2 separate regions of the Homo sapiens genome follow, and region 1 is linked to region 2. The links are chromatin loops, found by intact Hi-C in ENCODE. Cell type or tissue: IMR-90. All regions are shown on one strand. Links, peaks and the distances in the headings refer to the core of each region. The heading gives the core; the rest is flanking DNA. Region 1 has its middle 280 kb from the start of LINC02871. Region 2 overlaps LOC105372529 (a long non-coding RNA gene).

Region 1 (12,969 bases), core at 1,827-9,826, 49 kb after region 2:
TCTAAAAAAAATAAAAATAAAAAAAGAAAAAGCCAGTTGAGATTTCAATAGGAATTGTGTTGAATCTGTAGATCAATATGAAGATTAAATCATGTTGTAAGATCTACCTTGTTCCATTATTAATAATAAGTCACTAAAGTCTTTAACTTGTGTTCATTTACATGTTTATAAAAGTTATGATTTTATGTCTTCATGAAAATTATTTTTAATACCAGATAAATATTAGAGTATCACACAGCTCATCTCTAGACTCACAGCAATCCTTAGTCCATATTTTTTTCCTGAGCTACTTCATTTACACCCACAGCTTCAATTAGCCTCAATCCATGACATCAGTTCCTCCCATATATTTTTTTTCTCTATCTAAAACCTTATTGTCTAAGCTCCAAACACAGACACTTAATTTTACGTGCCTATTCAACATTTCCACTTACATATCTCAAAGGCACTTCTAGCTCAACAGGATTGAGCTTGAATTTATTCCTTTAACCAATGGCTTAGGCCTTGTTCTACTGTTGATCTCTATATCATTAAAGGAGGACATCTTCTATCTAGTTGCACAGCTGGATAACTAAGAATCATCCCTTACTTCCCCTTCTCTCTGCTTCCTCTCCCACCAAATTCACCTTTAAAATATCTCCCAAACCACTTTAGCTCTCCTGAAGTGGAGAGCTTCTGACATCCCTTCCCAATTCAAGATACTATCCCCTGTTACCTAGTCCACTGCAGTAGTTTTCTAACTGGTTTTCTGACATCCACCGTAGCTACCTTTGCTCTATCCTCACTGTAGGTTACATTTCAAAAATCAAGTCTGATTATGTTAGCATGATGAAAAACTTGCCACGGCTTCTTGTTTCTCTTAAGGTAGGGCTTTAATTTTTTTTCTACAGTCTATGGGGTCATATAGGACTTGGCTCTTTTCAGCCCTCTCTTATACTATTTTTCTACCAAGTACCTTGAAATTAATTCATTTTATTAGATACACAATTATCCCTTTTGCGTATCCGTTCCCTCTATCTGAACCACATTTTATCCAAATTCCATCTACTTAAATCCTTTTTATCTATCATATATCTGGTAATTTTTATAGGAAAGAATTCCCTGATTCACCTCCCAGGAAAAGTTTTGTGATATACTTTTAAAGATAAAGAGAAAATGTCCCTTTCCTCAGGGCACCTATAAATTGTAATACTAGTCATTTTGGTGAGTAGTTTATTACTGCCCATCTCCCTACTAGACTATAGTCTTTGTGAAATCAGATATCCAGTCTGTGTTGATTACCCTTGCATAATGGCCAGACATCACCCTTCTCTTGAAATAAGGCATGAAACCAACTTAAGCTAGAAAAAAAAAAAAAAAAGAACTCTTATAACTGAAAAGCCTCAGGGATTCAAGTCCCAGGTTCAGGTTAGTCAGGATTAAGGCACCCAAATGGTGCTTTCTCCTCATCTCTTGGCTCTGCACTTTTCCCATCTGCACTTCATTCTCAAGAAATCCCTTGCCATGTTTCAGAAAGATGGCTAGCAGCAGTCTAGGTTTAAGTTCCATCACCTTAGCTATCCTAACAAAAAATGCTTTTCTTTTCTAATAGTTTCAGAGAAAAAGAAAAAGTTCCTTGCCTAATACTCAATGATATGGATTGGTTCACATCCATATCACTGAACCAATTTATGTGGCCAGGAATGTTGACTGCCTCCAGATCCACAGGACAGAATTAGGCCCACTCAGCTGAGATGGCGCCACTGCACTCCAGCCTGGGCGATAGAGTGAGACTCCATCTTAAAAAAAAAAAAGAATTAGGCCCACTCAATCCACATGAACCAGGGTTTCAGGAAAAGAGGCTCTCCAAAGCAAAACGAAAGGAAATGAGTGTTTAATAGAAAATGCACCAGCAACTCTTCAGTCCCTACCATGCAGTGTCTGTCGTATAACTTTTGCCTAATAAATATTAGCTGAATGAATAAAGCAAATCAAGCACAGTTGCTGTCACAAGAGCAGGTGATGAAAAGGAAGAGGATGATGGAGCCGCTTGCTTGAATGAAGGAACTTGGTCTTGAATCCCATTTCCATCATTTACCACCTGGGCACTATAGGTAAGTTACTTAAATACCTTGATCTTCAGTTTTTTTTTCACCTATTGAATTGTGATACTGATCCCTAACCACCAGGGATTTTGTGAGACACATGTATTAACAAATATAAAGCGTCTACATTTGGGTTGGCAGAGAACAAGCCCACAAAAGTTTTTCATTCTTTCCTTTCTCCTTCTACTTCCCAACTTCGGCACTGCCTATGAGTCAATTCTTCCCGCTTTGTGTTTTGAGATGGGAGCTACATTTGTTTGGATTCTGGAGCACTATTTCCCCAATGTTTTTCTATGGAAATCTGAACAACTGCCAATCAGACAGGTAAAACGAGAGAGAGAGGGAGAGACAGAGAGAGACAGAGAGAGAAAGGAGAGGGAAGAGGACTGAATTTGAGAAAAAAATGGGGGAAATCAGTTATGAGTCAGGTGAGGTTGATAGATATACCACATGCTCTCCTTTCTACACCACCCAGAGGAAGCTTGAGCCAATAATATCCTTTCTATTCAGCTCACACCTGCTTCTCAGGGAGCTGCAGTGCAGTTAGCACAATGAACTTGGCTGTATTGTTCTGTGCTATTTCCTCCTGCCCTAGCCTGAAACCGCATTTCAATCAATTGCTAATGTCAGCGTGGGAGTCATAATCCTGGTTTAGAGCTGCTGCAAGTTACCACATCTCCATGGGTCAGAAAAGGAGTTTGACTGTTGAAGGGTGTATACCTGAGAGACACAAAGCTTTCTGTTTCCTCCCAGGCAATGAGCTACAGCAAGATCCAACCCAATCAGTCTCATAAAATACCTTCCTTCTTGCCAGGGAAGAAGTTAACTCTGCAGCTAGGACCTCTGCCAGGTTATCAAGATATCTGGAAATTAATGTACCCCCAATTCTTGTTACCTTTCTTTGCATAGAAATCTAGCCTAACATCCACACCTTACAGAGGTATGTCTAAAACTGAAATGGCTTTTTAAAATTTGAATTTTGAGGTTGCATCAAGCATGGAATATGTATTTCTATGCCACATTATCGAACATGTCACCATGAAAATAGTTAGTGGTATGATAAAGAGCTCCAAGGAGAGCTCTGAATGATGTTTGGAGACAGTACGAATGAAGATCTAATTCCCAAGTGACATGGCATTACCATACCCATGAGATGTGTCAAAGTGCATCAGCATTTTCAGTGTGATATTATGTGCTTGTCAGTTAGTTTCAGTTTTATCTCTAGTGATAGTCAATTATCCTAATCAAAAATGCAGATCCCAGGGGTGCTGGGTTGGCACTAATCACAGAGTGCCAGACTGCAGGGGCAGCTGCCACAAGCTCATCTCTTACCTCTATCTTGATCGTGGCTTTTCTAGTCAGTAAACTGAATGTGAGAAATATTGGTGAAAGCAAGTGGCTTGTTGACAAGCAAGGTGAGTACCAGAAATGGGCAAAATTGAAGACTATAGATATATTAGATACATTCCCAATCATACATAAACAGAGAATTTGAATTCATTGAGTATAAATAGAGGGCTCAGTTGCTAAGTGATGCTGTATCCAGCCATTAGTTTTAGAGGATACCTGAGCCCAATTCCAGAAGAAAAGATCTCTGGAATGTTATGTCTCCCTGAAATGAACTAACATGCAAGTAGTGGTTGGGGCACCTACAAGAACAGAGAGCTGGAATGTCATCAAATTTATAGACAAGTTTTATGAACTGCTTTTATAAATTAATGTCCACATGTGTGATGAAATTTGGTTTAAGGCCTGATTTTATTATATAGCCTGGCAGTGAAGTTGTGGGAGAGTAACTAACACTCACTTACCTCGAACTCTTTTTAGTGGCTGCCACCATCTACCCAAATAACCTAAAGTAGGGCATAATTAATTTAGTTCAGTTAATAACACATGGTTTTTAGGAAATGTGTGCCATTTTTATTTTTCACCCATCTTCATTTGATTGCATCAGCTATTCCTGAGTCTTAGAATATTAATTCAGTAGTACAGTTGGCCTAGACATTATAACGATTAGGATGATAATTATAATATAAGAAACAACTGATGTTTGTACAAAAGCCGTCAAGATCGCAAAACATTTTGTCCACACATTTATGAACACATACAATAAAGAGAACTGAAGTCAATCACTAATGGCCACATTTATTCTCCTCACAGCACACGACGTTCTGGTGTTAAGGAGAATATTTTTCATTTGGCAGAACATTGGTCTAGGTGGCTAGGGTACAAGGAGAAGCAAGGCCAGGTATGCAGGGCTTTTTCAAGCCTTTGTTGGCTCCACAGTTGTTAATATCTCATTGTCCAAAGCAAGGCATGTGGCTAGGCCAAGAGCCACATCGAGATGTTTTTACACAGTCACATTTGCTGGCTAGATGCAGTCAGGGCAACTTTGCAGCCATAGAAGGTGTGGCCCCAAGGTGGAAATAGCCTGGGCCTTGAGTTGCCATGGGCAGGAGAGACGCCCAGGAGTGCTGTCCAAACTGCGTCACACTGTGAAGTGAGCAAAAAGTATTCTCCTACTGTAGTAAGTCCTAGACACTCATTCTTTATCGTTGTGGTGTTTTTTTGTTTTTTTGTTTTTGTTTTTGTTTTGCCTATTTTTCTGTAACCGCAGCCTAGTTAAGCCTATTTTGACAAATACAGAAATTGTAAAATTTCCCTCTTGAATGTCTCTTCGAGATTGTGACAGAGCTTTGTGGTATAGTTGCTGGTCTCTAATTGTGTCTGTTTGTTTAGAGTTATACTTTTGCTCAGTAAATTGATATATCGTAGTATAAAATCATGAGATTTATAATAAAAAGGTGTGTGTTTGAGTCTTAGGTCTGCTACTTCATAAGCTGTGTGATGTTGAATAGTTGTTTTGCCTCTCTAAGAAATGTCTTTTTCTAGAAAGCTCAGCCAATAACACCTACTTTAACATGGTTACTATAAGGCCATGAAAAGCATAGGTGAAAATGGCTGTAAATTTTTCTCTTTAATGGTAAAGTACCTTGAAAATAGTAATTCTTATTAGTAGTCAGTTGGTGGTTGCAAAATATAATGGGAAATAAATACTGAGTTTTTATAATTCTGGGAACACATCCCTTATATTTGCCCAATTCGAGTGTACTGGACTCGAGTAACAATTTTATACCCAGGATTGCAGCTTCTGTGGTTCCCAGATATAGGACAAACTCCTGCATTAAGTGCTTGTCCCATATAAGCAAAGGCCAAAAGCTTCCTTCAATGAGGTCACAGGTACTTTCATATTGAGACCAATTTCTACATTATCCCCACCCCATCACCAACTTCCTCTGCATGCTCATACCAAACCTCCCAGGGTTCTCAGGTCTGTTCAGTTTCTGCACAGAACTTCCCTCGGACTGGAATATTCCCACTTCCTTTCCAGGCCACCGGCCCCTGCCCATCCTGGGATGGCAAGCTGCTCCTTAATACTGAAGACATAGGCTTCCAACCTTGCATTTTTGGGAAAGCCTCAGCTGTCTCTCCTCCCACCCTCCAGGCAGACTTACTCATTCTCTTACTGGGCTGGAACAGGGCCTTATACATTCTTCTTATAATACTTCATTGATTTTGTTTACATGTCTGTCTCCTCAACAAGATGCTGAGCTCTTGGAAACAAGGCTGTGTTATTCATCTCCACCCTCAGCACCTAGCCCGATTCCTGAGATGTTAACAAAAGCATATGGGTACCCAGAGAAACTTCCTTGAGTGTCATATCATGTATTAGGAAAATTGGTAGCTTAGATTTACTATAAGTGAACCATCTCTTCTGTGAGGGTTTTTGAAGTGTGTTTGAAATTCTAATTTTACTACCAGATAAAGAAAATACATTTCCCTAAGAACTTAATAAAAATGCAGAGTTGAGATTTCCTACCTCAGATCTAAGGAATTTTTGCACCTTTGGGAGAGATGCCCAGTCACTTGTACTTCCAGAAACTTCCCCAAGCAACTCTGATGCACCTCAAAGTTTGAGAACCGTCACATTAGGCCAATCTGACTTATAAATTGCTGGTTCCAATTGCTTCAAATGTTTCCTGTTGTGAAAAGGAGCAGAAACAAAGCGCCCGTTCAGAAAGCTGGCTGCCCTCTCCCCACCTGGCCTCAGGTGCCTGGGTTCTCCCTGGAGAGTTCATGTCGCCTTCCTTATCGCTCAGCAGCCTTTGATCAGGAGCTTCTTCATTCTGGCTCATTCTTTACTTCAAAGCTGGGAAACCCGATCAGCTCCTCTCTCTTCCCTCCACCCAGGGCCCAGCCAGCCCCACAGTTGGTTCGGTCACTTGGGAAGACTGGGCAGACCGGCTTCTCCTAGAGGCTAGAGGAAAATCCTTTGTGTGGCACTCCTGTCTCATTACTCCCCAACACAATTGGTGCCACAGAGAAAGGAGGAGAAGAAATAAAACCTCGTTCTAAGCCCGCCGCCATGGGTGTGAAATAACCACACTTAGGGTGCAGTTTTGGGAACAGTTTTGCAGTGTTCCGTCTCCTAATCCCTGAGGCAAGTCTTCCTGGGTTAAACAGCAAACGTGCTTTATAGAATCCAGTCACTTGGAAGTTCCAGAATGAATCTCCTTTTATGTGAGCATTAAAATTAGTTCCCAACGGCAAAGTTTACAAGGGAAGATGATAAATGATTTAGCTTTGTGAATATGGGGACAGTGATAGCCCAATTTCTTTGATAAATTATTTCATTTCAGAAGACTGGCATGTGCTAAGGTAAGATGCTGTTTTAAACCTAGTTTATCTACCCACAAGTTTCACATTTCCCCTTCGCAAAATACCCAACCTTGATGACCCAAACCTTACTTTTAAATAAGTACAAATAAATCAGAAGGGTCACTTTAAAAATGGTTTCATTGAGCTATAATTCACATACCAGAAGATTTACCGATGGAAAGCATGCACCTCAATGGTTTTTGGTATATTCACAGTGTTAAGCAATTATCACTACAATCTAAGTTTAGAATGTCCTCATCATCTCAGGAAAAAACCCTGTACCCATTAGCAGTCACTTTTCCACTTCTTCCCCCTGCACAGCCCTAGGAAACACTATTCTAACTTCTGTCTCTATAGATTTGCCTATTTGGGGCATTTTCTATAAATGGAGTCATATAATATGTGGCCTTTTGTGACTGGCTTCTTTGAATTATGATAATATTTTCAAGATATTAAAATAACGCTGCTATGATTGTTCATATACATGCTTTTCTGTGTATTATTATTATTTTTTTTTTTTTTTTTTTTTTTTTTTTTTTTGAGACGGAGTCTCGCTCTGTCGCCCAGGCTGGAGTGCAGTGGCGCGATCTCGGCTCGCTGCAAGCTCTGCCTCCTGGGTTCATGCCATTCTCCTGCCTCAGCCTCCCGAGTAGCTGGGACTACAGGCGCCCACCACCGCACACAGTGAGACGGGGTTTCACCGTGGTCTCGATCTCCTGACCTCGTGATCCACCCGCCTCGGCCTCCCAAAATGCTGGGATTACAGGCGTGAGCACCTCGCTCGGCCGCCATTGTTTTAATTATAACCATTCTAGTGAATATGCATTGGTATCTCATGGTAGTTTTGATTTGTATTTATTTCACTAACAGTTAATGATGCTAAGTATCTGTCATGTCCTTATTGTCTGTTTTGATATCTTCTTTGAAGAAATGCCTATTCAAATACTTTGTTCATTTTTAAGTTGGATTACTTGTATTTTCATTATGAAATGTAAGAGTTTTTAAATGTATTTTGTAAGTAGTCTCCTTCTCAAATATATTATTGTCAAATATTTTCTCCAAGACTGGATTGTTGCTTTGTTGTCTTGATGATGTGGTTTAAGGATGAATATTTTAAATTTTGATCAAGTCTAATACATCTTTTTTTTTATTTTCTGATTTTGGTGTCATATTTAAGAAACCATTGCTTAATTCAGAGTGACAAAAATTTACTTCTGTTTTATTCTAAGAGTTTTAACATTTTAATTCTTAAACTTAATTCTATGATCTACTTTAATTTTTGAGTATGATGTGAGGTCGGGGTCTAAAATAATTATTTTGCATGGTGCCCCAGCTCAATTTAATTAAAAGAATTAAATTTTCTGGACAATGTTGTTGAAAATTAGTTGACCATAAATTTGAGAGTTTATTTTTGGACCACTAATTTTACTCTATTAATCTATATGTCTATCATTATGTTAGTATTACTTGGTCTTTATTACTGCAGCTTTGTAGGAAGACTTGGAATTATGAAGTGTGAGTCTTCCAATCTTTTTCTTCTTTTTCAAGATTGTTTCTCCTATTCCAGATACTTTGCATTTCCGTATGAATTTTAGGGCCAGCTTGTCAAATTATTCTTAAAAGCCAACTAGTGTTCTGATAGAGTTTGCATTGAAGCTTTGGATCAATTTGGGGAGCATTGCTGTATTAACAATATTGTCTTTCAATCCTTGAACTTAGGGTGTCTTCAATTTACTTAAATCTTTAATAGTTTTCAACAATGTTTTAGATTTTGTAATGTACAAGTCTTGCACTCGTTGTATTTGTATTTTAGTTGTTAAATTTATTTGTATTTTAATATTTTTTAAAAATTGCTTTATTTTCATGATTTCATTTCTAAATTGTTCATTGGTATTGCATAGAAAAGTAATTTTTATATTAATATTGTATCATACATCCTTGCTAAACTCATACATTAGTTACAATAATTTTTGGTGGGTTTCTTAGGATTTTCCATATACAAAATCATGACACACAAAAATAGAGATAGTTTTACTTTCCTCTCCAATCAGGATATCTTTCATTTCCTTTTCTTGCCTAATTGTCTTTCTTATATATCCAGTAAAATATAGACTAGAAGTGGTGAAAGTAGGCATCCTTGTCTTATTCCTCATCTTAGGAAGAAAGCATTCAATTTTTCACTATTCAATATTATATTAGCCACGGGTTATTCACAGGTGTCTGATATGATTTGGCTCTGTGTCCCTACCCAAATGTCCTCTTGATTGTAATTCCCATGTGTTGAGGGAGGGACCTGGTGGTGAGAGGCAATTGGATCATGGGAGCTGTTTCCTCCATGCTGTTTTCATGATAGTGAGTTCTCATGACATCTGATGATTTAAAAGTGGCATTTCTTCCCCACCTCCTGCTGTGATGTAAGTCGTGCTTTGCTTCCTCTTCCGCCATGATTGTAGGTTTCCTGAGGCCTCCTCAGTCATTTGGAACTGTGAGTCAATTAAACCTCTTTTCTTTATTAATTACCCAATCTCAGATATTTCTTTATAGCAGTGTGAGAATGGACTAATACAATGCCCTTTATCAGACTGAGAGAGTTCTCTTCTATTCCTAGTTAATTGAGTTTTTAAAAAAATTATTATGTGAGAGCACTGGATATTGTCAATTTTTTTCTTCCTGTATTTGAGATGATCATGTGGTTTTTGCCCATTATTTTGTTAATATTGTGTATTATATTGTTTTATTTTGAAATACTAAACCAAACTTGTATTCCTGAGTTAAATCTAATTTCTTATGATATAGTCTTTTTTATTGTTGCTGGATCCAGTTGGCTTATAAGTTTATGAAGATTTTTATGTCTCTATTCAAAAGAGATATTGGTCTGTAGTTTTCTTATGCTATCTTTGTCTGGTTTGGGTATCTTTGTAATAGTGGCATTATTGGATAAATTAGAAAGTGTTTGTTCTCTGTCTTCTATTTTATGGGAAGTTTGTGAAGGATTGGTGCTAATTCTTTAATGTTTGATAGACTTAACCAATGAAGTTATCCAGACCTGGATTTTCTTTGTAGGAAGATTCCAAATTACTAACACAATTTCTTTACTCTTTACAAGGTATACCAACAAGTAAAGTATATCGATATATATTATTTATTTTCTCTTTAGTAAATTTTTGTAGTGTGTGTCTGTCTGGAAAACTGTCCATTTAATCTGTTACCTAGTTTGTTGACACACAGTTGTCCACAGTATTCTCTTATAATCATTATTTTTGTAAGGTCTGTAGTGATATTCCCTCTTTCATTCTGATTTTAGTAACTTGAGTCTTTTTCTTCCTTGTCAGTGTAGCTAAAGGTATATGAATTTTGTTATTTTCAAAAAAAGAAAAAACGCACAACTTTGATTTTTTTTTAAATTTCATTTATTTTCTTAAGCTTTACTATTCTCTCCCTTTTACCTGCTTTGGGTATAGTTTGCTCTTTCTTTCTAGTTTCTTAAGGTAGAAGTTTATATGACTAATTTGAGGTATTTCTTTTTTCAAAAAATATAAGTTCTTATAGCTGTATATACATTCCTGAGCACTGTGTTATTTGTATGCCACACATTTTGTATGTTGTGCTTTCATTTTCATTCACCTCAAATCATTTTCTAATTTTCCTGTAATTTCTTTTTTGACCTATAGAATTGATTTGTTTTAAATACTGTTTTGTCTAATTTCCAAATGTTTGTAAACTTCTCAAATTTTTTTCTCTTATTGGCTTTTAATTTTATTCCAGTTTGGTCAGAAAACATACTTCATATGATTTCACTTCTTTTGAATTTACTGAGACTTGTTTTATAGCCTAACAAATGGTCTCTCCTGCTGATGGGCCAATGTACACCTAAAAGGAATGTGTATTCTGCTGTTGATCTATCTTAGATGTAATCAGAATATCTGGGACCCTTACAAATCTTTGTTTAACAAACTCTCCAGGTTATTCTGATTCATGCTCCAGTTTGAGAACCACTGATTTCCAATGGGTACCTCTCTGCCTTGCCCATGTTTTTCTCCGATGTAATTAATTAGGAATTTCACATGCAGGTTGTCTGGAATTCATTGCTGTTCTCTGACCCTGGTACACAGTTAGTCCTCCAACTACATATTTCTCCAACTCTGCAGTGTTGGTTGGTCTAATTTGGATTATTAAGCTTAAACCTTTATTTGCCACTTAGCCTTCTGTTCCTTGTGTTACCAGGAGGCCTTTTCATCAGGCTCCTTGTCTAAGGTGCTGATGCAATACTTAGTTCTTTCAAGCCCTTTCTTGCAATCCTGGAATCTACTTCTTTGTTCCCAGGAAATAGATAGGCTTGACTCTGAATGAAGTGATTATTTAGAATCTTAACAGTGTTAAGGGTTCTTCCCCCATCCCTTGAATCACCACCTTTAGACATTAAATTATTCCCATTTGCCTGGGACCTCTGTTGGTCTTACCCCACTCTCAAGAATGATTCTTTTTAGATTTTGTCACTTACAAAAATCAATTTCCATTATATCATGCCTCTTTCTTTACAGTTCTTTGTACTCTTTATCAGGACTATGGTCTAGGTACCTTAGCAGTGCCCTCCATACCTGTGCCAATACCTTCCAGCAGTGCCTATACCTGATCTTGGGGCTGTCTTCTCTCACTAAGACTCAACAAATGAGGTTAAGTTTCACTACAATGTTTAATAATCAAACTTGATCTAGATTATTTGGTTCAATTCTGAATGCCATACTTAACTAGAGATATTCAGTGAAATAAAGATAAATTGCATGTTCCTAAAACTGGAAACTGTCATTAGAGAAGTTGGTTTTATGGGAGAACATCCTCCCTTCTGACGCATTCATGTAGCAGACACTTCAGATTCCCCACACAGATCCATTTATCAGGCCTGAACACTCATCTACCTAGTGCTGCAATAGGCTCACCACTGCTCCCTCTCCAAGTACTTATCAACTGCTGAAAGCATCTAGCCATGCCCCCAGGAAATGTTACCCTTTCCTCTGAGGACAGTTTGCAGCATATGACTGTCAGCTCCTTTGCCTCAAGGTGAGACAGTTCTGCTTGCTCTTCATGCTCCAGAGCTCCCCATGGGATCAGGCAGAAGCCAGATTACAGCTGATACCACATTCTTGCTTAGCTTTTTCTTCTATCCCAGGCTCCCTTAATAAACCACCTGCACATGAATCTCTTTCTCAGGCTCTGCTTCTAGAGGACCCAACCTAAGACAACCCAAGCCCTCCTACTTAAGGAAATCAGAGTTACTCGTGATCACCATTTTCTATTATCTATGCTAGGGTCTTTGAGCCCCTTCAAATCCACATATTTGTAAGAAATATCTGCAAATTAGCTCTTTATTTCCTCTTTTCTTAAATATCAATCTTATTGGATTTTTTTTTTTTTGAGAGAGTCTTGCTTTGTCACCCAGGCTAGAGTGTAGTGGGGCGATTTTGGTTCACTGCAACCTCACCTCCCGGGTTCAAGTGATCCTCTTGTCTCAGCCTCTGGGGTAGCTGGGATTACAGGTGCCCACCACCACGCCCAGCTAATTTTTGTATTTTTAGTAGAGACATGGTTTCACCATGTTGGCCAGACTGGTCTCAAACTGCTGACTTCAAGCAATACATCAGTCTTATTGGATTTTAATATTTCTGTAACAGAAGAAAGAAAAACCTAAAAACCTATCTTCCACTGCCCCATGTGAGGTAATACAATTTTGGTTAGATGTCTCCATAGGTCCACAAAGTAATGGAGTTTTAATTGTTTGTCATCATGAGTCTATATTTTTTTCCCTGAGTTAAATAACGAAGGGGGATCAGAAGACCTCATTTACTTTCATTTGGTGCCCAGAGCTCACATTGGTCAGGGTCTCATGGAAAATGACTTTGTTGGGAGCCCCATTGCTGGGTGAGCCTCACCAGCTTGAGTCCAGATCTGCTTAAGCAATTGGGAAATTCCTTCTTCAAGCAGAAGGCAGGGTCAGGGAGGATAATACCAAAACGTTGCCCAGCATTGTATTTTCTATGGCAGGCTTTGCCTTTTAGGTCTGTAATTTTAATCTTTTTAACACGAGGAAAAATGAAAGTATGGTCTTGCTCAAGGAGGGAAAGTATTCTTAATTCTATGAGTCCTAGAAAGCTGTAGGATTCTGTTAATT
Region 2 (12,969 bases), core at 1,781-9,780:
AGAAGGTGATGGATGTCAGTCTACAGCAATTGAGATCCTTGGTCAATGACTCTCCCTATAGTCAAAGGTGTGCAAGGCACAATCTCAAGGCCATAACTTTCCTCCTTATCAAAAATATACAGTGGATGTTTAGTGTTCAAAGAACCATATACCAGTTTATTTGACATCTCATGGAGCATTTCATAAATATGACATACAGCATATAAATAAACATCCACTGAATATATATATATATATTCACCTTAGGAATTCTGCACTATCAGAGCAATTGTCAACTGTGTGTTTACAAGAAAGCTCTATGGCTCTATGTTTCCTTTGGAGAAATATAGGGGCAATGGGGCCTTTGACATTGTTAGGTGAAACTTGGAAGATGGTTTTGTGATTTGCAACTAAAGTGTTGAGTGTTGTTGAATAGCCTTCAAGAAGGCAAAAGCTCAGTGTGGTATAGAGAGTGGGACGTGATATGTACCCTGCCTTGAAATATCAACAAACTGCTGGCAGCAGGATTTTTTGAGCAGTTCTGTGAGGCTCCAAATTCTCCTCTGACGTAATCCCCGAGGTGATTGTTGCAGATTTTTCAGTAAAGAAAATTGAGAGACATACTATATGTAGCCTACTAAAAATGTTCCATATCATGTTTTTTAATCCCAAAGTTCTTAGGACTTAGTAGTGAGAGAACTAAGCTTAAATTTTATTATATTGTTGTGTGACCTTAAGCAAGTCACTTAATCTCCTTTCAAAGCTATATTTATTCCTCATGAAATGATAATAATAATAATTGATTGCAAGTCCCTTAACAGATTGATTTTGTTTATGAAATGGCACTACTATTTTTTAAAAAAATAAAATGCCATACAAAGGAAAGGTGACTGTGTGAATTGAATTCAAGTCCTCATAAGGAAAACAGAGTTTAAGGACATGAATGGATTGGAACTGGAAACAGAAAGCGCCAAAGAACAGAGTAGAACAACGGGTTGCCTATAATCTCTCTCTAGGTTTTCCTTTCATATTCTTCAGACTCACAGATTCCTCTCTCCCTCATATTTTCAGTTTAAATCCTGGCCCAGCAAAGAGAAGGGCTCTGGACCTGAGATCATCCATCATGGACAACCTCTCTGCCAAGAAAAGCCCAGGGCTACTTCCTTAGGAAGGGTCTTTGGACCAGGGCATTTCAGCAAGAAGGGGAAAATTGGACATGACTGGCACTTAAACAAACCCAACAGGTGCAGACTGTAAATTGGCAAAGTGACATCATCAGTAGAAAATCAGACTACAGAAATCGAGAAGCTTGGCATAGCCCTTCTCTTTCCAGTCCACTTGACCTGGTGCTAACCACACAACTGCCTTAAGCCTTAATTTTCTCATGGAGATGGAAATGGGTTATTGGGAAATTCAAATCAGATAATTTACGTGAAAATATGTTATAATCTCTGAGATGTAAAGCGTGACCACCAGAGTTTAAAAAGAATAGAAGCAAGAAGACAAGCTGAGTCACTAACTTGCCAGGGAAGTGAACACACTCCAGGGAAGAAATTCACTCAATGGTGAGTAGAAAATGCACCACGTTCAAGACTTTTTTTTTATTATAACATCCAACATCTTTGACAAATTACAAATAGAACATAGTGGTTGATTAAGTAAGCGGTGCTATGGTGATGGTAAAAGCTATCCACTAATCTTTTCATAAAAGACAAATGGCAAAGTGGGGATTTCTTTTAACAAAGAATCAAGAGGGCCTTTAGAAACTGAAGAATCAGATTGTAAAGTCGGAAGCATTGGTCTCTGTAACTGTAATCTCCTTTCTTAAAGCTATGTTTTCAAAGACTTGCTGGTTGGCAGACAAGCAAAACTCAGAGCATATTCATGAAAGAACGGACTGAGGACTTGCAAAGACTTTGGAGACAGGAGACCTGTGTCCTGTTCTGCTCCTGACTGGCAGGGTGATACAATGGTACTTGTTTCCCCTCTCTAGGCCTCCATTTTCTCAGCCATAAAACTCTGTCTATAGTTGAGGACTAATTCTAATGTCCTTCCCTCTTTAAAAGACTCTAATCCTAAGGAACTTAATCTCATCATGGCCTCAAAGTCCACTTTTCTCTTTAGAAAGGTGAAATAACATTGAAAATGTTAAAATATGACAACATTGGCATAGCAGTCCTCTATAGTCATAATAATCTTGTAACAAATCACTCCCAAACTTGGTTGCTTAAAATCAGCACTACTTACTATTTTCACAAATCTGGAAGTAGACTAGACAATTTGGCTGATTTTGGCTGGGTGTTGTTGAACTTCACTGGATTTACTCGCATGCTTGCAGTAAACCTGTGTGTAGCTGGGGGATGGCTGGTCTGTGTGGGACTCAGCTGGGACAGGTAGAATGGCTTGGGGTCTTTTCTAATGCCTGGACCTTTTCGTCTTCCAGAGGCTAGTGCAGACTTGTCCACATCAATGGCAGGTTCTCTAAAAGAATGGAAGTACACAAAGCCATTTGGGCCTCGGTTCAGAACTGGCACTTCATTGCTTCCAATGTATTATACTGCATGTTTACATTTACAAAGTACATCATAAAGTAAATTTATAGGTGTGGACATAGACATCAATTTTTGCTACAAAATCACATTGCAGAGGTGTATGGAAACTGGCAGCAATGAAAAAATGGAAAATTTGGCCATTAGTCAACACAACCAGATGATGACTAGATGAGTCTGCATGATTCTCTCTGAAACGTTTTGAAATGTGTTTTTTAAGTTAGACAATTTAAAGCTTCACTCATTAAGTTAGACAATTTAAAACTTCACAGCCAGGTAAATCATAAGCAGTACACAAACATTCATTTTTTTTTAAATGGAAAATCCTCAGAACAAACACAAGAACAGGGACATTACATTTGCCTAAGAAGCCGCAAGTTACTAGATTGTTTACATTTTATCCAACAAACTGTGAGTTTCAAAGATGACCCTAAAGATTCTTTGCTCTTTTTCCCAGTTCAAAAATGATAATAAAACAAGAGAGTTCCCTGATTCTCCTCGCAGGACCTGCGACAGGGGTGTGGCTCAAAACCCCTTGAGGGACAGGGGAGCATGCAGACAGGCAGGTGCAGAGGCTCAGGCGAGCTCTCCGGGCTCCAGCTCCAGCTCCCAGGTAGTGTCTAGGAGTGGGTACCTGCAACTCCAGTGTTACAAAGCTCTTTCAGCTTTGTTGGCCACAGATGGCTTGGGTGTTAATCACCTCAATAGGCCCTCTGTCTTTTCACAAAAGCAGAGGGCCAGTGTAACAGCTTTCTGTATCCTGAGTTCTTGTCCAGAGTCCCGGAAAAATTGGGTCACACACAGACCCGAAGGATGAATGTGAGGTGTTATTAAGTGGTAGAGGAGGCTTTCAGTGTGATGGATGGAGATCTGGAAGTGGGGGATGGAGTGGGTAGGTGATCCTCCCCCGGAGCTGGGCCGCCCAGCAGTTGGACTCCTCTCTGACCAACCCTCTTCTCCCTTTCTCTGCCGCATCATTCTGCCATCTCTCTGGTGGTCTGCTGGCTTGCTGCTTGCTGGTCTGCTCTGGAGTTTGGGGTTCAGGGTTTATATGGGTGCAGGATAGGGGGCATGGCTGGCCAAAGGGCCACTTTTTGGCAATGAAAACAGAAATGCCTATCCTCATTTAGGGCCATGGGTTTTCAGGCTTGAGGATGGGGTGTTTGCTGGGGTACTGCCCTCTTCTACCCAATATTTCCCTGTCTCCTGTCTGTATCAATAACCTAGAGTTTTTTTCTAGTGAAGTCTTCCTGAAAGCTATTACCACCATGCAGAATTATCCAAACAGAAGCCCTGAAACTCCTCTTTTCACGTTAGAGTTGAGTGATGAACATGCACTAGAGATGGAGCTCTCATTCCTCCTCCAGCTTTCCAGACCCACCAGCCTCATTTCAGGTACTCAACAGGCACAAGTGGTCAGTGCACACATAGCACGTCTCTGCCAACACAGAAAGTCCTGATGGAGGAGGTGACTTCGAGAATGTCTACAGATATCTGGAGATAGATGGTCCTGGGTTACATAGGCCAACTCCAGGACATATAGGTGAAGAACTAGATGCCTGGAAAAAGGAGATTGTTATCCAGAATGGACAGCTTGACTAATGTAATGCTTTCTTAGTTATCCTAGCTACTAATTTACTTAGTGACCTTGGGAAATTTATTTCATTTTTATTATTTGGGGAAAAAAGAGATTAGAGTAGATCAGGGTGTCTCAAATTCTCATGTGCACATGAATTACTTGGAGATCGTGTTACAATGCAAATTTTGATGTAGCAGGTGGAAGTGAGGCCTAAGATGTTGCATTTCTAACCTATTCTCATGTGGTGCCTGTGATGCTGATGTTCCTGGTGTATGGACTACTATACTCTTTGAGTAGCAAAGGGTTAGGTCAGAGAGTCATGGAATATTGGCTTAAAAAAAGCCCTTAGGAATTCCCTATCCAGTCCTGTCTCTAAAGTCCTATTCAGCTCCTAGAATCCTTGAGGTTTGGGGAAAAAAAGGTCCATTCACATTCCTCAGGGGGCCTTGGTGCTCATAGCTCTGAAAGAATTTAATGGTCATTTGAATTGTTCTATAAAACAACAAATATGACTTCAGAATAACTCCAGTTTCCTTATAAGGAAAGCCTTAATTCTTGCCTAATGGCCTGCAGTTAAGTGAAGAGCTCTTTTAGCTCCTATTTTCAACTCAATAGAGGCAGGATAATCTTTACATCTGCTTTAATTGACCTCCTCAAGGCCACTCTCATCAAGTGTTTATTCTATGCAGGAAAACATGGCTGGTCCTAATAACTGCTGTTACTTAAAACCAGCAAAAAGAATATCAGAGGAGCAGCAGAGAATCATACACTCAGTCGACAAACTTTCCAGCTTTTTTCATGTGGGTGCATATGGTGGCCGGTGGAAAAATACTACATATTACCACAAATATGCTATACTGTATATATAGTTTATATATAGATATACTACAATATATTAATTTATTGCACACCTCCATGAAGCTCCACAGTGTGCTCTGAAGTTCACAGATTCTTAGTCTTGAATACAAGACCTGCTACTTTCTTATGAACCAGGCAATGAGTGCTTTTAGTGAGCTGTACCACCAGACGCAGTGCTACCCTCTACAATTGGAGTCATTCAGTTTGTCCTAAATGGGTGGGCATATTTTCTGCATTTGCAATTTGGATTTCAAGGCTGGGAATACTAGAGCTGAGGAAGCCAGAGTACAAAAGGAAAGAATAAAAGGGCAAAGGACTAAAACCAACAGAGAAAGGCAATTACAAGGTGTATAAATGTACACTGTGCAGAGGTAAGGATTTATTACACTGTGTGTGTGTGTGTGTGTGTGTGTGTGTGTGTGTGTGTTTTGCATGAAAGGTAAGGGGAAAAAAGCTGACATTTGTTAGGCGGAATTCGATAAGTGCAGTTGCAAAGAATAAAGGGAGCTTTCAGAAAGCAGGCAGCTGCAGCGGAGCCTGAAGCCATGGTACTTGATACCGCAATATACTCTCTCAATGATTCTAGGCAGCTTTTGAGAACAGCAGGGAGGCATTCAGGGTGGAGGACAATGGCAAATGTCAAGAATGAAAGAAAGAATCTAGAGTTTAAAAGACTGTTGAGTGACAAGTAGGCCAGATCAAAGAAAGAAATTTATCAAGTATTTATAATTATCATGCTAATAGAGATCAATAATCATGAAGAGAAACCATAGCAAAAAAAAAATAAATAAATAAGCCAATGGCTTTCAATCTTAAAAACAAATCCCCTCAACAAAAAGACAGTAGATGAAGCAATCGATGGAAGATACAAACATTCACCTTTTCATCCATTCTGATTTTTCATTTTATATTTTGTTACTCAAGTCATCAATGAAAAGCAAGTGTCTTAAGCTAGTCTGAATTTCTTTGTTTTGAAAATTATACAGTGGAAAGATTTTTAGAGAAGCACAAGATGGGGCTGGTGTATCATCCACTGCAAATGGAGCCACAGATACCATGTCTAAGCAAGACATTTTGATCCACAGGAAATATTTTGGGAGAGGCAACATTCTGAAAACATATCACCTAGGTCCTCCGGGCTTGTTTTCAACTTCCTTCTCACTTCCGTGCTGTGCCCCACACAGGTGTGCATGTGCAAAGCTCTCTCATGGCAGATTGGGAGGTCGGGCTTGAAGGAAAAACCCTGTGTTTGGAAACTTGCTTGGGCTTGCTAAGGACCAGGGTGGTTTGGAAGCCCAGGGAGAAATGTTGAAATCAGTCATTGCGAAATCCCTTTTGCAATAAGTAATGAATAAAGACTGAGGAAAAATCTCTTTCCTCCCCAAAGTAAAAACCTACCACTTAACTTGTCTAAACAGCTTGTCATAATAGAAGCTTAAAGGCAACATGAAGTGCTTCCCACAGCCAAGGCCAGAACCTCCAGCCATCACTGATTGATTGGTTCATTCAGTAAATATCTGTCAAGAAACAGTATATGACAAGCACAGTCCTGGACACTGCACCGAAGAACAGAAACATGACAACTCCCTTTATAGCTGTCAGACATCAAACCGAGACATCACCTCCTCAGAGAGTTCACTGACACTTTATCTCACCTGGCCCCACCTCAATTACTCTCTATGTTGTGGCTCTGATTATTTATATCATAGCCCTTGATACATCTGAATTCTGTTATTTTAAAAAATCAGGGCCTGTCTCCACCCACTACAATATCACTGCAAAGACCTATTCTGAATTGCTCAGTGCTGTATCCCTAGCATTTAGAACAATGCCCTAGATATAGTAGTAGCTCAAAAAAAAATGTTTCTTAAGGGAACAAATGAAGATGATGTAAACCATCTGACAACCCCACTAAACAGAGACAATGTCCTACACAAAGAGAAAACTTCAAAGCAGTAAGTGAAAGATCTATAAGATAAATCAACACATTTCTATTGAAGTTAAATTTTAAAAGATCACTTCGAAAAAAGTCCACTGGAGGAAACTCCTAAAATTTTCCATTTGGCTTTGGATCCAAATCAGCATTAAAAAAATATCCCCTAGTAACTCATTCATTTTTTTTAAAATGACATCCTGGCAATAACATGTTCTGATCAGTAGAACATAATAGAGTTCAGAAATTATGCAAAATGCACACAGGAGTTGAACATATATCAAAGGCAACATTTGAAATCAGTTATGTTGTATTGTTTAAGAAAAACCTGATTTGTCTTCTCAAAATAATTTAAATTTGGATCTTATTCTTTATCTCAATATAAATTGCACATTAAATTACTCTTTAATGTAATTAAACAGAAAGTTCTAGAAAAGAACCTTGGTAATGTGTAACATAATTTGTAATGAGAAATGTATAAAACTTTCTAATTGTTTTAGGCTATTCTTGCATCACTATAAAGAAATATCTGAGACTGGGTAATTTGTAAAGAAAAGAGGGTTAATTGGCTCATAGTTCTGCAAGCTCTACAGGAAGCATGGTGCTGGCATCTGCTCTGCATCTGGGGAGGCCTCAGGGAGCTTTTACTCATGGCAGAAGGCAAGATAGGAGCAGGCACATTACTTGGTGAGAACAGGAGCAAGAGAGAGCAAGGAGAAGATGCCACACCCTTTTAAACAATCAGATCTTACAAGAATTCACTCACTGTCACAAGGACAGCACCAAAGGAATAGTACTAAACCATTCATGCGAAATACACTTCCATGATCCAGTCACCTCCTACTAGGCCCCACCTCCAACACTGGGGATTACCAATCAACATGAGAGTTGGAGGGAATGTCCAAACTGTATCACTAATTAAAAAACATTATATCTAAAGAACAAAGTCAGAAGAGAGGTGATAACAAGCAAGGGAAATATTCATAATTCATATTACAATTGTCCTCAGTTTGTAAAAAGATTTTATACATCAATAAGAAAAAGTGAGCAAGGATTTAAACAAGCAAAAGAATGCAAAGATTTACAATAAATGAACCAATGTTGAATATTATACAAAATTTTAAAATCCAAAATAATATAGCAATGTGACATAATTTCCTACCTTAAAAATGAAGAACATATTTTAAGTATATTTTTATACCATGTTGGTAAGATTGTGATAAAAAATATATTCAAACATTGAAGGTAAAAATAGATTACTATATTTTTAAACGGCAATTTGGTAATGTGTTTGAAAATTAAAACATGTGCCCTTAGTCCCACCAAATTGCTCTAGATTTTTTTAGATATACTTTCATATATGCAAAAGCATGATGATGGAGAAAGAGAAGGAGAATGAGAGAGCAAAAGAGTGAAAAAAAAAAAAAAAGGAAGAGAAGGGGAAGGAGAGGGAAAAGGAGAAGCAGCAGCTGCCAGGTGCTCATTTACAGAGCTGTTTATCCAGATAATGGAATAAACTGCAACAAAGAAAAGAAGTAGATTTGGGTTGATTTAGAAAAGTCTTTAAAATACCAACAAAAGACAAAGAGGGAATAGTGCGACATTAAAACAAACAAACAAACAAATATAAGAAAATAAAATACCCATATACTCTGGAAGAAAGTACAAGAAATTGTGCCCAATATGAAGCAATTGTCTCTGAGCTGGAAACTTACCCTTCCATGCTCTGCTTTGAGGCTGGTGCTGGAACTCCACAAACCGTGTTCTCCTTGGCCATGTGACTTCCTGTTAAGGTTTGGCAATAGATCACTGATTATGGATACCTTTTCACTGCCCTACAAATCCTCTACACTCTGCCTTTCAGAAACAGGCCTTTTAATATGTAATGCATAGGTGGTTGGGGAATGAAACTGTATAATGTGTGTAGAGTCTGTAACCTGCTTGGCTCGTGGTTAGCAGCAGCAATCCACTTTTTCATTCACTGAACGAAGATTTATTAAAGGAAAAAAAATGTGGCTCCCGTCCTTACACACTTTGTCTTCTTGCTGTGCAGGCAGTAGGTTGAAAACTGTTATTTGATTATGCTGTCAGGACGTAGTGCAAGGCAAATTCACTGTAGCTTTTTATAATTTGTCACACACACAAAAAAAATTGAGGCCCCTGTTGGCACGCAGACAGGAAAGAGTAAACCAGGTAAACGGGAGAAGCCGTTTGTCATGGAGCCCGATTCCATTAGTCAAGTGGTTTTCAATCAGATGATGTTGTCCTCCTGGAGATTTTAGGCAATGTTTGGAGACATAACTAGGGGGATTGCTACTGGCACCTTGTAGGCAAAGGAAAGATGTTACAAAACATACTACAACACACAGGACAGATCCTCACAACCAAGAATTATCTGGCTCCAAGTGTCAATAGTGGCAAGGTAAGGAAAGCCCGTGTTCTGAGAACTGAACCACTGTGATTATCAGGGAGCGGGATGTCTCTAGGAGTCTCGGTGTGAGAGTCATTCTCACCTGCTCCGGCAAGTCCCCAAAGCTCCCAGTTTCAATTTCCTCATCTGCAAAATGAGTATAATAGAATCTTCCCACCTCCATAATTGGTCATGACGTGCAAATCAATCCAAAGATGAAAAGCTTTAAGAAGTAGACCAGGTGGACAATTTTAAACGGGTACCTTTCTGTTATTATTACTGGCCTTTTCACAAAATAAAAATTGCCAGCAAACTTCAAAGATTCTGTTAATTAAAAGAGACTTATCAAAACCAACATTGGTATAATTATGGCACCAGCACCCAATTTTCGTCACTAGGAATATGGCTCATTTCGGGGGCTTGCATTATAACATCACAGGTTCAAAAGGGAATCAAAATTAAATGAGTTTCTTAATAGTGCCAACATTCCAAACATTTGATGTAAAAATAAACAAAGAATATATTATGGCTGCACATTATTCATTCTGTTTATAGATACTTCTCCTTTCAATACTGTCCCGGGCACAGGGAGCCAGTAATACAAGCCATGCCAAGAATCACAAATTGTGTCTTGCTTGGTACTTGACTAGTTTTCCAAAGTTATCAAGGTTCATTTAATAACCAACTTGCCAGTAGCTGTTAAGGAGCATGAGGAGATGAGTCAATGATTTATTTTCTTCTGTGAGTTCACTCCTTGATCGTGGTCCCTCGCTTAGAGGACCATTTGTCTTGTAGCTTTATTCCTTAGGCTGTCTCGTTCATCTTCTTTCTAACTCCAGCATGTATGTAATCTATTATGAGTCCAGCAGGTTAAGACATTTCCTCATCCATATTGTAGCTTTGCAAAAAGTGAGTATGCAATGTAATCAAGTAAGTTAAGTTCTGTGAACACTTCTCAAGGGAATTCTACTTATGTCTCAGTCTTCCATTGCATCTTTGCAGAGATTCCTGGTGAACATTTACTGAAGGAAATGAGTGTGGTCCTCTCATGTTACAATCAGTAAGCTGAAAACTGCTACTTGATTGTGCCATCAGATCATAATGAAAATCAAATTTACCACAGCTTTGTACAATTTCTGAAAAGAGGACCCTATTCGCCTGTTCACTGCAACACAGCAGCATCAACACAAACCCCACCAGACAGAGAAGTTCGAATGATTTCATAAATCCCATTGCTGTGGGAAAAACAGGGCCTCATGCTAGGGGTCTGTGGCCTCACCAATTGCATAGGTCAAGATGGTGGTGGGGAGGAAATAAGGTAAGAGCTGATGAATATATGACTTTCAGAAGCTACATAAGCCAAGGGACAGTAGACTTGGTAGAGTTTAACCATTCTTTGAGACCCTTTCAAAAAATCTGATTAAAATATAAACAAGGAGAGCTTTGATCAACAGAGCCAAGTTTTCCTTCAGTGTTTACCAAGCACTAAGTCCTGCAGTCTGGTGGATTCTGGAATTACGGAGATGAGTAAAACTCAACGCCTTTACTCAAAGAACTCATGGCCTATTTGATGATTCAAGGATGTCTACAAAACAATGAACTAAAGTAGGCTTTTTATTCAGGAAGCAGAAAAGATAGCAGACTTAAGACAGAGTGAGGCTATCAAAAACAGCCAACCATCTTTCAAAACAAAAAAAGTCCTGCTGAGAGAAACTGGGAAGGAGAAGCTCCCGCGGTAGTAAAAGAACATTGGTCTGGGCTTCAAGACACCCAAAAAGGACACTGAGGGCACCTAGACTGACAAGAAATTTCCCTTCACTGGTAACATCTCCATTTGAGAGAGGATTCTGTTTGGCATGGTGAACAAAATGAAGAGTCAGAGAACCATTGTCATCTGCCCAGACTGTGTGCACTACATGTCCAAGTATAATTGTGTTGAGAAGTGCCATGAGAATATGCCTGTGTACCTATTCTCCCACTCAGGGACATCCAGATCGGTGACATTGTCACAGTGGGTGAGTACCAGCCCCTGAGCAAGACTGTACACTTCAACATGCTCAAGGTCACCAAAGTGTCCAACACCAAGAAACAATTTCAGAAGTTCTGACTATGGACATCTTCCCATTCACCAAAATGAAGTAAAGTTATTTTCTCATCCACACACACCCACAAAGATCTAAAGGGGCATCCATGTTTACAGGAGGATATGAATGCATTGGCTGTGTCTGAAAGAATCAGGCATGGCATCCCCAACCAGGAGATGTTCAATAAGAGACTTAAAGGGAAAATGGAACAAGGTGTAGGGCATGACTGGAACATGGGCATATGTTAGTAAACTGCAATGACACAAACTAGGAAGTATGATTCATATTGGGGGTGTCCATAGATAAGCCTGGAGATATTGGCCAGGTCAGAGCTTGAAGAACCATGTGATGGTTCTGGCTGTGATGTTTATATTTTACAGAATGCATTGGTAGTTACCAAATTTTGGCATTTCATGCACCAAGAAATTATCCCCAAATGAGTGGGGTGCTCACATAGGGTGTTAATTTTTTTTCTGTTATCATAACATGGCATTAAGGAACAAATCTCTGTAGCAGAAATTCCCAGTGAAAACTATTTTATATCTCAAGCATCCCTTCCTGGACTTAACTTAAACTTAAAAACTACACTTTTCACTCCTTGACTTTACCTTGGGCCACAAGACTTGTTGTGGCCAGTAGTCTGGGATGTGGATCACTTTAGTGCTAAGGCAGAGATAAGTTCCAGTGTATTTTCCAGCTCTTTTCATAGTGACCCTGGGGGGCCACATGTTTCAGATGGCATTGCTAAAATGGGTAGGCAAGTAGTCTAAAATCTTTCATTACTGCTTGGAAAAATGATTCCTGAAAATTCCTCTAGACCAGCAGCAGTCTTTGAGTGAATGAGAGATCAACTTTCATGTTAAGCTTTTGAGATTTGGGGGTTTATTTCTGCACCTGATAAAGCCTCTCCTAATATACAGTCATTTAATAAAGAGAATATACTTGCAAATTTTAAAACAAAAAATAATAACCCCAGAATAACATGAAGTCCTTTAAATTCAATAAGTTTAATATAAAAAACTCTCTATATTACATATTTTCCTAATTTAACTCTGGATTTAAAAAAATAAACTATTTTAAGAACAACATGATTCATTAAAATAGAATATAGATAACTTTTCTGAAAGGGGGGGTGAAGGTCTTAAGGTGAGTGATGGTCGTAACATGATGAAACTTATATTTAGACAGAACAATCTACTGCCCAGAGAGGGTGATCTGGAAATACGATGGAGAAAAGATGATGTCAAAGTTGAGATGTCTCCAAAGAGCCATAGACAAGATGAATGTGTGTGTTGAAGGAAAAAAAAAATGTGTTTTACTGCCTAAAGAATCAGCAGCTCTAAGGCTATTAGTGTTGTCTTGAAGATGATAGAAGAAGTGCTTTTTTTCTTTCAGAAGATATCAGATTAAAAAAAAAAATTACTAGCTGCTGTACTACCACTACCTTCTGTTCCCAGGGGACACTTCCTGGCTCACTGCATCGCTCCAGCCTTGCAGTATCCTAAGCTCCAATTCTGTCAAATAACCACCGAATTTGCCATACATTATGGATCATTCTAAACCAAAAGCTTTATATG

Evidence for each region. Peaks named below come from ENCODE experiments on the same cell type or tissue, not always from the same donor. Only the 100,000 strongest peaks of a DNase experiment are listed, where the experiment ranks them.
Region 1: it touches region 2 in a loop (6-fold over the local background); 1 of 110 quality-filtered maps calls a loop at or near these places.

The regions. Positions count from the first base shown.
Region 1 is chr20:11,295,274-11,308,242 of GRCh38, reverse strand. No RefSeq gene overlaps it. Among named protein-coding and RNA genes, the nearest start is that of LINC02871, 280 kb to the right of the region's middle. In IMR-90, for the core only: no CTCF peak of the experiment used is centred there; a DNase peak (open chromatin) is centred at 5,672.
Region 2 is chr20:11,343,829-11,356,797 of GRCh38, reverse strand. It overlaps LOC105372529 (a long non-coding RNA gene), which reads left to right. Exons shown (of 3, transcript XR_937261.2): 2 at 1,051-1,544. It also overlaps the pseudogene RPS11P1. Among named protein-coding and RNA genes, the nearest start is that of LINC02871, 320 kb to the right of the region's middle. In IMR-90, for the core only: a CTCF peak has its summit at 5,992; a DNase peak (open chromatin) is centred at 6,287; H3K27ac peaks cover 176 bases.